2 separate regions of the Homo sapiens genome follow, and region 2 is linked to region 1. The links are chromatin contacts, found by Hi-C in ENCODE. All regions are on one chromosome and are shown on one strand. Each heading gives the region's core, a stretch centred on a gene start or an enhancer-like site at or near the end of the contact. The rest is flanking DNA. Distances are from core to core; before and after follow the strand shown.

Evidence for each region. A loop is a pair of places that touch in the nucleus more often than their neighbours do. Pooled maps may share reads with other maps.
Region 2: a map of OCI-LY7 shows a loop between it and region 1 (11-fold over the local background). The contact joins two enhancer-like sites. A Hi-C loop is called at or near these places in 23 of 168 maps with a recorded cell type or tissue (B cell, CD4-positive, alpha-beta T cell, CD4-positive, alpha-beta memory T cell and 13 more), 37 of 37 single-sample maps with no recorded cell type and 19 of 50 pooled maps.

Annotation. Positions count from the first base shown.
Region 1 is chr13:49,416,293-49,421,633 of GRCh38, reverse strand. The region is part of intron 3 of CAB39L (calcium binding protein 39 like); the gene reads left to right. Among named protein-coding and RNA genes, the nearest start is that of CAB39L, 25 kb to the left of the region's middle. Within about 2 kb of position 2,138, at least 2 of the 41 ENCODE cell types and tissues checked have a DNase peak (open chromatin) inside an H3K27ac peak, as active enhancers do; they include OCI-LY7, where a contact is called at or near this core.
Region 2 is chr13:49,604,194-49,609,534 of GRCh38, reverse strand. No RefSeq gene overlaps it. Among named protein-coding and RNA genes, the nearest start is that of RCBTB1, 21 kb to the right of the region's middle. RefSeq lists an enhancer at 2,430-2,649. Within about 2 kb of position 2,339, at least 4 of the 41 ENCODE cell types and tissues checked have a DNase peak (open chromatin) inside an H3K27ac peak, as active enhancers do; they include OCI-LY7, where a contact is called at or near this core.

The DNA of each region.
Region 1 (5,341 bases), core at 889-3,388:
ATGTGGAGGGGAGGCCTTGGTACTGCTAAGTGGTGGTGAAAGTCCAGCACTCAACAAGTCTCCTCTGGCACCACTCCTGCAGTCGGGGGAGGAGCACCTTGTGACTGATGCGTGGGCTGCAAGTCCAGGCTCCTAAAGTGGTCTCCACTAGCGCAGATGGGAAGGGGGATATTAGATCATGCTCAAGGGGGATGAATGTCCCAACTTTCCCCTTGTTCCCCATTTAGGGAAAGAGCTTGGGGTGCCTCCTCTTACAGCCAGACAGGGATGGAAGTCTAGGCTTTCCACTTGGTTTTTGCTGGTGGGGGTCGGGTGGAGTTTCACTTTTTTCTGTGGTGTTTGTCTGGAGTTATTTATTGCCTTTAAGTTTTCTGTCTTGCTGCCCCTTTCATGTTCCTTTGGCTAGAGAAAGCAGTCTTTTTCCAGGGGCGGGCAGAGAGGGGAGGCAGTTTCTTTGCACTTGGTGTTCCTGGGTTGCTGGCTTCACCAGTATCCAGAGTGGGATATAGAAAGCAAAAATAAGAAAATTCAGGATATCATTACCATGTTTTCTCCTGGGTCCTGAGGTCCCTAGCCAGTTTGTCGTCTCTCCACCTTTCAGAATCCTTTTGGTTTTAGTTGAAATATAATGTACAGATATTTTGCTCACTAGTTCAGATCTTATTCTTTGCCCTTAGATATGATTATTATTTTTTTCTTCATGCAGATGTGTTCTTCGCTTGCTAAATTTATTTCTAAGTCCCTTAGAATTTACTGTTATATTAAATGTAATAATTTTTTTTCTGCTTTGTAGTTCTACTTACTGATTCTTGACCTTATATGCAGCTATCTTTCAAATTCTCGTAATTCCAACAGTAATACTGATGCTTAGCATTTCTAATAAAGTTAGAATAATGGGTGTTCTAGAATTCTAGGATACATTAATTCTATCTCAATAAAGCAAACACATTTTATATAATAAACATAATGTACATGGCTTTTGGTTTTACTTAGAAGAATAAAGAAAAATATGTCTACCCAGAAGCCCCTACTTGCATTTTATTGTCCAGGACTAAGTCACACTGACTCCTTTAGCTGACATTCCAGCTACTTGGGAAGCTGAGGCGACAGCCTGGAAAATTGAGCTTTTATACTGTTTGGCAAAGTGATGAAATAAACAGCGTTTTGTTAGGGAAGAAGTGGAGAACAGATATTGGAAGGCAATTAGCTGTCTCTAATACATTGATAAAATATATAACTATAACTGCAAAATGCTAATAACCCAGCAGAGGAGTAGATTTGGGAACATAAGATGAAAAAGTCAACAAGGTGAGGATAAATGAAGTTGTATCATTAAAGTATATTTATGCATTATTTTTCAGAACTGAATTTACTTACATAGAGAAATATGGCAAGACAAATCTATATGTTAGCCTACTTGTCAGTTCATTGGGGCCTCCTTTTTTTCTTGACAGTGCTGTAGAAATATTAATAAAATCTTGTACATTAAAGAATATTAAAATAATTGTCCTTTCACAGATATCTAAATGGATGTCTGCAACTTCCTTAAACTTGTCATCCTCTAATCTAAAGTTAATGCGTTTAATATAATATTTCTTATTTTATGATGGCTGTGATTGAATAATGTGTTTAAAACCTGGACAAATTGAAACATAGAATGAATTTAATTAATCCTATTTACTGTTTATTGATTCTTTTGACTTAAGTACTGGGATTGCTGATCTTGGCCCTGGATTTTAGAGATAGCTTGCTCTTTTGCAACTGTGGCATTCTTCTATATGATATGGAATAAAAGAAGGAAAAAAAGTAGTTTGAGCTCTTTGTTCAGATTTGGCGGGGTGGGGAGGGGAAGGTCATAAAATCCCGGTTAAAGTTTTCTAGATCCACCATCTCTTGCAAAATATGAACCAAATAGATTAAAATAATAAAGTTTGGGGTTTTTGTTGTTGTTGTTTTGCCAATTGACAGTACTGAAGCTGAATTTGAAAACTGTGATTCAAGCACTGGAAATTTTACATTTTGAATTTCATTTCTTCTTCTTCCTATTTTTTGAGACAGGGTTTCTTTTCTCTCTGTTGCCCAGGCTGCAGTGCAGTGGTATGATCTTGACTCACTGCAGCCTTGACCTCCCGGGCTCAAGCAGTCCGCCCACCTCAGTCCTCTGAGCAGCTGGGACTACAGGCATATGCCACCACATGTGGCTAATTTTTGTATTTTTTTGAGAGACAGGGTTTTGCCATGTTGCTCAGGCTGGAATTTCATATTTTTTAGTGGAATAGAACTTTATGATTCAAAGGAGGAAAATAAGCTTTTGAAGAACTTTTGAAAGACTTGATATTTATCGAATAGTTCTTTGAAAATATTTTGATGACTAAGGGTGGTTCACGCCTGTAATCCCAGCACTTTGGGAGGCCGAGGCGGGTGGATCACTTGAGGTCAGGAGTTCGAGACCAGCCTGGCTAACATGGTGAAACTGCGTCTCTACTAAAAATACAAAAATTAGCCAGGCATGGTGGCATGCACCTGTAATCACAGCTACTCAGGAAGATGAGGCAAGAGAATCACTTGAACCTGGGAGGGAGAGGTGGCAGTGAGCCGAGATCGCACCACTGCACCCAGCATGGGCAACAGAGTGAGACTCCATCTCAAAAAACAAAACATTTTGATGAATAAAATGTAAATTAATTAAAAACATAAGGTTCTTTTCAAATATACATGAGGTGAAAGAGTAAAAAGCACATGGCAAAATGATGCTTTTAAAATATGTTTGCTTGGCTGGGCGTGGTGGCTCATGTCTGTAATTCCAGCACTTTAGGAGGTCTAGGTGAGTAGATCACTTGAGGTCAGGAGTTTGAGACCAGCCTGGCCAACATGGTGAAACCCCGGGCTGTACTAAAACTACAATTAGCCGGGCATGGTTGCACATGCCTGTAATCCCAGCTACTCAGGAGGCAGAAGAATCGCTTGAACCTAGGAGGGGAAGGTTGCAGTGAGTTGAGATCATGCCACTGCACTTTAGCCTGGGTGACAAGAGCGAGACTGTGTCTCAAAAAAATAAATAAACAAAATGTGTTTGCTTTATTGAGATAGAATTAATGTATCCTAGAATTCTAGAACACCCATTGAAGTGTACAAGTCAGTAGTTTTTAGTATGTTCACAGAGTTGTGTAACTATCCTCACAATTATTTTAGAACCCTTTCATCTTCCTGCAAAGCAGCTCTGTAACCCTTAGCAGTCACTTCCCCTTTCCTCTCAACCCTCCTAACTCTAGACAACTATGAACCTATTTTATGTCTCTGGATTTGCCTATTCTGGACATTTTATATGAATGGAATCATACAATATGTGACCTTTTGAGACTGGCTTCTTAGCATAGTGTTTTCACCCATATTGTATTATGTATCAGGACTTCATTCCTTTTTTTGCCAAATAATGTTCCATTTTATGAATGTACCACATTTATCCATTCAGCAGTTAATGGACATTTTTTTTTCTACTTTTGGGGTATTATGGATAATGCTGCTTTGAACATTCATGTATAAGTTTTTGTATGGGTGTATGTTTTCATTTCTCTTGGATATAAACCTAGGAGTGGGATTGCTGGGTCATACGGTGGCTGTGTTTAATTTCTGAGGAACTATTGACCTGCTTCTAAAGCAGCTGCTCCATTTTACATTTTTACCAGCAATGTTTGAGAGTTCCAGTTTCTCTACATTTTTGCCAGTGCTTAGTATGTCTTTTTCATTATAGCCATCCCTAGTGGGTATTCTCACTTTCTGAATATTTAGCATAATGACTTGCAGGGTTTTTTTTAACTCAGATTTTAATTTCTGGATTGAAAACATGGGATAAGAATTCTGCCTGTAAGCACTGCTGAAAACTTCTTGGGGAAAACATAAGAGGCTATTACAGTTTTATTTCAGTCTTCCCCTGATAGAATATCCCCATCCTCTTAAGCTCCCAAAGGTGTATTTTATTGTTATTTTCTCTTTCCTTTCCCTGAAGGTTTTTGCTTCCGTTATTTGCTTCTGTTATTTGCTTCTGCCAGGTGCCTGAGTCCAATTTAGATAATATTTTTAATATCGTTAACATATTATTCTATTGTTTATTTACATTACAGGACATGTTGGCTTCACTGTAGAAGGAAAATGTAATTTCTATCTGGTACAGTAGTGTTAAATAGTTAAGTTGGGTATGTTAGTCATATTTGCGGGAATTAGTTGGGGTTTTTGGATGGCCTGGCAATGCATGATTGTTTTCCTCATTTAAAATAGGCAGACTGCAAGTAGGCAGATGATACAAATAGGAGTAAAGGAAGTGTTCTGAAATTGAATTGCAGCGTTGATTACACAACTCTCCTCAATCCCCTAAAATCATTGGCTGGTATACTCAAATAATGAAATTTTGTGGTATGTAAATGATATCTCAATAAGGCTATTTTAAAAATTGGAATATAAAGTGCCCACTATCTCAAAATTAACTATTCAACACTAATCAGGAATGGATTACTATCCAACCATTATCTTAATCAGGAGTGGATTGGGTTCAGATAAGAGCCAGTGAGATTTTAGATGCCAACATAAACTGTGAGATCTAATTCAAATATCTATTTAGGCATCAAAGAGAAACACCAAATTACTATAGACTAACATTTGCTTGGTTCTATGTAGAAGATTTTGAGATTATCAGTTTTCTTTTTCTGCTTCTAACAAGAGCATCAGGATACGTAGGACCTCTTGACCTTCTCTTACATCTTACCTAATTCTCAGTGTGTGTTTTTCCTCCTCAGTAGGCACATTAATAATAATAATCTTAGCTAATATTTATACAGTGCTCACTGTGTACCAGGCACTATTCTGAGTACTTTATACATTAATTCATTTAATCCTTATAATAATCCTATGACATAGGTATGTTATTTCCATTTTACATATGAGGAAATAGGGGCCCAGAGAGGTTAAGTAATTTGTCCAGGCACCTTGTAAGTTGCAGAGGCAGTACGTGAAGTCAGGTAGGAGGCTCCAGAGCCAGTTTTCTTCATGACTAGATACTCCGTTACATAGTGCCTACAGGTCCAGGGGAAGAAAGCACTGTCTCCTTGTCAGCATTGTTCAAACTGTGGCTTTCCACTCACTAGTAGGTCATAAAATCAGTTTGCTGAGCTGTAATCCACAGTTTAAAAATATTAAATTGAATAGCATAGACAATATCAGACTGCATCAGATGTGGTAAGAGCAGTTGTTTTGTGAAACTTTTGCTTTACTTGCACACATGTTAGCTTGTTACTGGGGTTTTTGTGTTAGCCGTATTTTTTGTTGTGGGTCAGGGGCAAGGTTTGAA
Region 2 (5,341 bases), core at 1,090-3,589, 190 kb before region 1:
TGGCACACACCTGTAGTCCCAGGTAGGCTGTAGTCTCAGCTAGGCTGAGGTGGGAGGATCACTTGAACCCAGGAGGTAGAGGCCACCATGAGCTATGATCATGCGAGCAAGACCTTGCCTCTTAAAAAAAAAAAAGCAATATCCATCACATATTGCAAAGAGATGATTAGAGAAAAGAATGTAAGAAATTTCTTACAGAAACAATACATTTATTTTATATGGAAAGGAACCATTTTTCCTTTAAATAGGGAATCTAGACAATATTCATCTAAATAGCACATTTAATTTCACTAAAACCTCAGATCCCACTATAGAATCCTGCTGAGCTAGTTTAGATTAGACCATATGGTGAGCTCTTTAAGAAAAAGGAAGTGATCTCTTTCCTAAGCCCATACATACTACTTCAATGATAAGGAAGGCTGATTTGTAACACATAGGCCAAAGAGAAGAATGAACAAGAACCAGAGATGTGTCCCAGTCTCTAGAGCTGGGCTGAGTCAGGCCATCTGCACCTGACCTTTCTAGAACAAGGAGTGATGAGGCTTCTAGGGAAGCTATCACTGGGCCCATCATATCTGGTTACATGGTGATCAGAATGGAGATGATAAATGCTCTAAATGGAAGGCACAGCATGTCCTAAAAGATGAAAGGTTTACATAATATAGGCTTATTCATATACTTTTGGCCCCTGGGAACCACAGCCTTGGGACATATATACCCATGCTTGCGAAAATGTGGAAGCTGGGGAGGTGAGAAGGTAGTGAAAAAGCTGGAGTGTGAAGAAGTTTGGGTTTCCATAGACACCCCCTCTTTTCAAACCTTTTTTCAATTTAACCACAGTCACTGGATTAAATGAATCAATTTAGTTAGGTGGAAATAACAAGTTTATATATCAGTGTAAAAAAGGAACATAAAGAAAAGGATGATGTGGGTTTTTTTTTTCACCCTCAAGTAAATACAATTTTTCCCTTTTAATTGCTTTCTACAGTGAAATCAGGTGAGTTATAGTTGACATTTTATGTGTAATAGATATTTCAGAGTTTGCAGTGGTAGAAAAAGAAAGAAGTAGTAATAGGACCAAAGAAAAAAAGGAACATTTAATAACTGTATCAGAATGTGAGTACTGCTGCCTCCACCCACCAATCATTAGAAGCAAGTGTTAGAAGCAGCAGCTATACCAAGGCCAGGCACAGTGGCTTATGCCTGTAATCCCAGCTCTTTGGGAGGCTGAGGTGGGCAGATCTCTTGAGGCCAAGAGTTCGACACCAACCTGGCCAACATGGTAAAACCCCTCTATTAAAAATACAAAATTAGCCAGGTGTGGTGGCACGCACCTGTAATCTCAGCTACTCGGGAGGGTGAGGCAGGAGAATTGCTTGAACCTGGGAGGTGGTCAGGAGGCTGAGGTGGGAGAATTGCTTGAACCCAGGAGGTGGAGGTTGCAGTGAGCTGAGATTGCACCACTGCACTCCTGGCTGGGCAACAGAGTGAGACTTCGTCTTAAAAAATAAATGAATAAATACATAAAAATAGACGCAGCAGCAATACCAGACTTCCTCTTAGCCACCTGCTAGACCTATAGTCTTGCAAACAACTTCCGATGTCATTCCTGTCTTGATAAATGTAGAGAGAGTTCTGGGAAACGTCAGCCTGGCATGCTAGAACATAGTGAGCTTATACGGTGTTAAAACTCTAGGAAACTGTTAAGTTCTGACTCTCCTTCCATGAGGGTTTTTCATCCATTTTTGGCAGTCCTTCACACTACCTGTTTCCATTCCAAGGAATTCTGCCTCTTATTTTTTTATTTTTTATAGCGACAAGGTCTCACCCTGTTGCCCAGGCTGGTCTCAAATTCCTGGGCTCAAGCAATCCTCCCACCTCAGCTTCCCAAAGCACTGTGATTACAGGCATGACCCACCACACCTGGCCGGAATTCTGCCTTCTAATCTGGCTCATTGACCAACTTTTGAGTGAACTGAGATAAATCCTACAAATTGCTGAGTTTGTTTCCATGTTTGTGATGCACTGAAGTAGTCCTCTTGTGAATGTGCCTGGATCATATTATAAATGTTGTGGTCACTCCTGTAGCCAGTTTGGAAATATTGCAATAATTTCAGAATTGAAGAAATGTATCTTGAAATTAAAAACTACTTAAACCTATAGAATACACCTGGGTATTAATTTCTTATTAGACAGCATTAAATCTAGATTGGTTAGTAAGTGAACCAGAGGCAACCAAGTAAATGAGAATGAACCTTTAACTGATGCTAGGTTTGGGCCCGCGCCACATGGTGGCAGGCTTGCTCTGTGAAGTACTTCCTCTTCAGGACCAACAAACAATAGTGTTCCTAAACGCCATAAAGCTTTCCTCCAAGCCGTGACTCAGGGACCAAGGCTCCTTTCATTCTGTGGCCCCGCCATCTTCAACAAGCGGTTTCCAGGGTCTTTGCAGAAGGAGAAAGAACAAGAAGGACCACCGTGGGAGATCTGTGTGTGATCCCAGGAAAACAAACTTCATCAAGAAACAAGTTTCTGCTTTTCTTTTCTTTTCTTTTTTTTTTGACAGAGTCTCTGTAGCCCAGGCTGGAGTGCAGTGGTGCGATATCGGCTCACTACAACCTCCATCTCCCGGGCTCAAGCAATTCTTGTGCCTCAGCCTCCCGAGCAGCTGGGATTACAGGCATGCACCACCAAACCCAGCTAATTTTTGTATTTTAACTAAAGATGGGTTTTCGCCATGTTAGCCAGGCTGGTCTCGAACTCCTGACTTCAGGCGATCTGCCCTCCTCAGCCTCCCAAAATGCTGGGATTACAGGTGTGAGCCACTGCGCCCTTCAAGAAACAAGTTTTAATGCTAGTATTTAACTACATTAAATCACATTAAACTACATGGTTTAGGAAATTAATTTTTAGAAAGAATAACATAAGTTATTAAGTTGTGAAGATTGTATTTTCTTTTTTTTATTTTTATTTTTATTTTTGAGACAGAGTCTTGCTCTGTCCCCCAGGCTGGAGTGCAGTGGTGTGATCTTGGCTCACTGAAGCCTCTACCTCCTGGTTTCAAGTGATTTTCCTGTCTCAGCCTCCCGAATAGCTGGGATTACAGGCGCCCACCACCATGCCTGGCTAATTTTTTTTTTTGAGACGGAGTTTCACTCTTGTTGCCCAGGCTGGAGTGCAATGGCATGATCTTGGCTCACTGCAACCTCCGCCTCCCAGGTTCAAGTGATTCTCCTGCCTCAGCCTCCCAAGTAGCCGGGATTACAGGCATGTGCCACCACACCTGGCTAATTTTTTTTTTGTATTTTTAGTAGAGACGGGGTTTCTCCATGTTGGCCAGGCTGGTCTTGAACTCCTGACCTCAGGTGATCCACCCGCCTTGACCTTCCAAAGTGCTGGGATTACAGGTGTGAGCCACCGTGCCTGGCCTAATTTTTGTATTTTTAGTAGAGACGGGGTTTCACCATATTGGCCAGGCTGGTCTTGAACTCCTGACCTCAAGTGGTCCGCCCACCTCGGCCTCTCAAAGTGCTGGGATTACAGGCCCACTGCGCTCGGCCAAGATTGCATTCTCTTTAAAAAAATGTTACTTTACATCGTATGGTACATAGGCAGCAATGATTTAACCTTCAGTAGAACATTCCGCCTCTAAATCTCAGTATCATCTTCTCCAAAATGATGGGTTTGTATTTACTTAAAGTTCCATAATTATCATACCCCTCTTACAATTAAAAAAGGCTTAAATATTCTTCTTCAGTAAAAGGAATATCAGTCATGTTACAGTAGCTTTTTAAAGAATATGGTTTCTGGAGTTGGACTGCCTAGGTTTGAGTTTGAGTTCTGCCATTTATTAACTGTGAGGTATTAGGTATGGTACTCAGCCTATCAAAATTTCAGTTTCTTTCCAGGCATGGTGGCTCACACCTGTAATCTCAGCACTTTGGGAGACCCAGGTGGGCAGATGGTTTGAGTTTAGGAGTTAGAGACCAGCCTATGCAACATGGTGAAACTCCGTCTTTACAAAAAATAAAAAAATTAGCCAGGCACAGTGGCATGCACTTATAGTCCTAGCTACCAGGGAAGCTGAGATAGGAGGATTGCTGAAGCCTGGGAGGTCAAGGCTGCAATGAGCCATGAGCAAGACCCTGTCTCAAAAAAAAGAAAAAACAAACAAAAAAAAATGCAAAACAAAAAAAACGAGACTTGATTAGTCCACATTATATACATGTAACTAAATTTCACATGTACCCCATAAATTTGTACACGTAAAAAAGATTTCAATTTCCTCATCCATAAAGTGGGATAAGTTACTGCACATATCTTATAGGGTTGTTAGGATTAAATGGGAAAAACGTATGTATGGCAGAGACTGGCCAACTGTTTACTAAACTGTTTCTTTTTCTTCCTGAGCAAACAGTTAAACCACATTTTCCATCTTCACTTAAGTTAGCTGTGGCCATGCAACTGAGTCCTGATCAGTGGAATGTGAAAGTGTTAGCAGCAGTGAATCTGTACAGGTCTGCAGCAGCCTCAATTCTTGCCACCTCAGAAGAAAGAACTTGACTGAGGGGCATAAGGCAGAGGGAGAGACTGAGGCAAGTTTTAGAGCAGGAGTGAAAGTCTTTAAAAAGTTTTAGAGCAGGAATTTTAAAAAAGTACACTTGGAAGAGGGCCAAGCAGGTAACGTGAAAGATTCAAGTGTACAGTTTGACCTTTGACTCGGGGCTTTATACACTGGCATGCTTCCAGTGGGTAACATCTCTTCTCCCAGTTCTTCCTTTGGGGTGGGCTGTCTGCATTCGCACTGGCCTGCCAGCACTTGGGAGGAGCCGCATGTGCAGTGTGTTTACTGAAGCTGTGCACATGCTCACTTGAGGCGTTTTTCCCTTACCAGTTGAGTGTTCTAGAGGAAGGTCATATACTGGTTAAACTCTGCCATTTTGCCTTAGTTTTCATGCTTGAGCCCACTCACCCAACTCCTGAGATCTTACCAGGAAGCTGCTGATCACCAGTTTCGGGTGTTTTCTATTTATTGAGAGCCTGCCTTTCTCTGGCGCTGGCTGCAACCAATTATTATTTTAGAGAGACAGTTAACAACCGCCTGACCATTACCTGATGGTTTCCTGACATTCCTGGTTGTGGTAGGGGGGTGCTTTCCTGCCCTGCTCATGTCTGCCTACTACCTACTGTAACAAAAGGAAGAGAAGCGTGCTATTTCCAGGCTAAGCTCACACGCAGCTCTCCCACGGTGGTCCTCCTTGTTCTTTCCCCTTCTGCAAAGACCCTGGAAGCCACTTGTTGAAGATGGCAGGGCCACAAAATGAAAGGAGCCTTGGTCCGA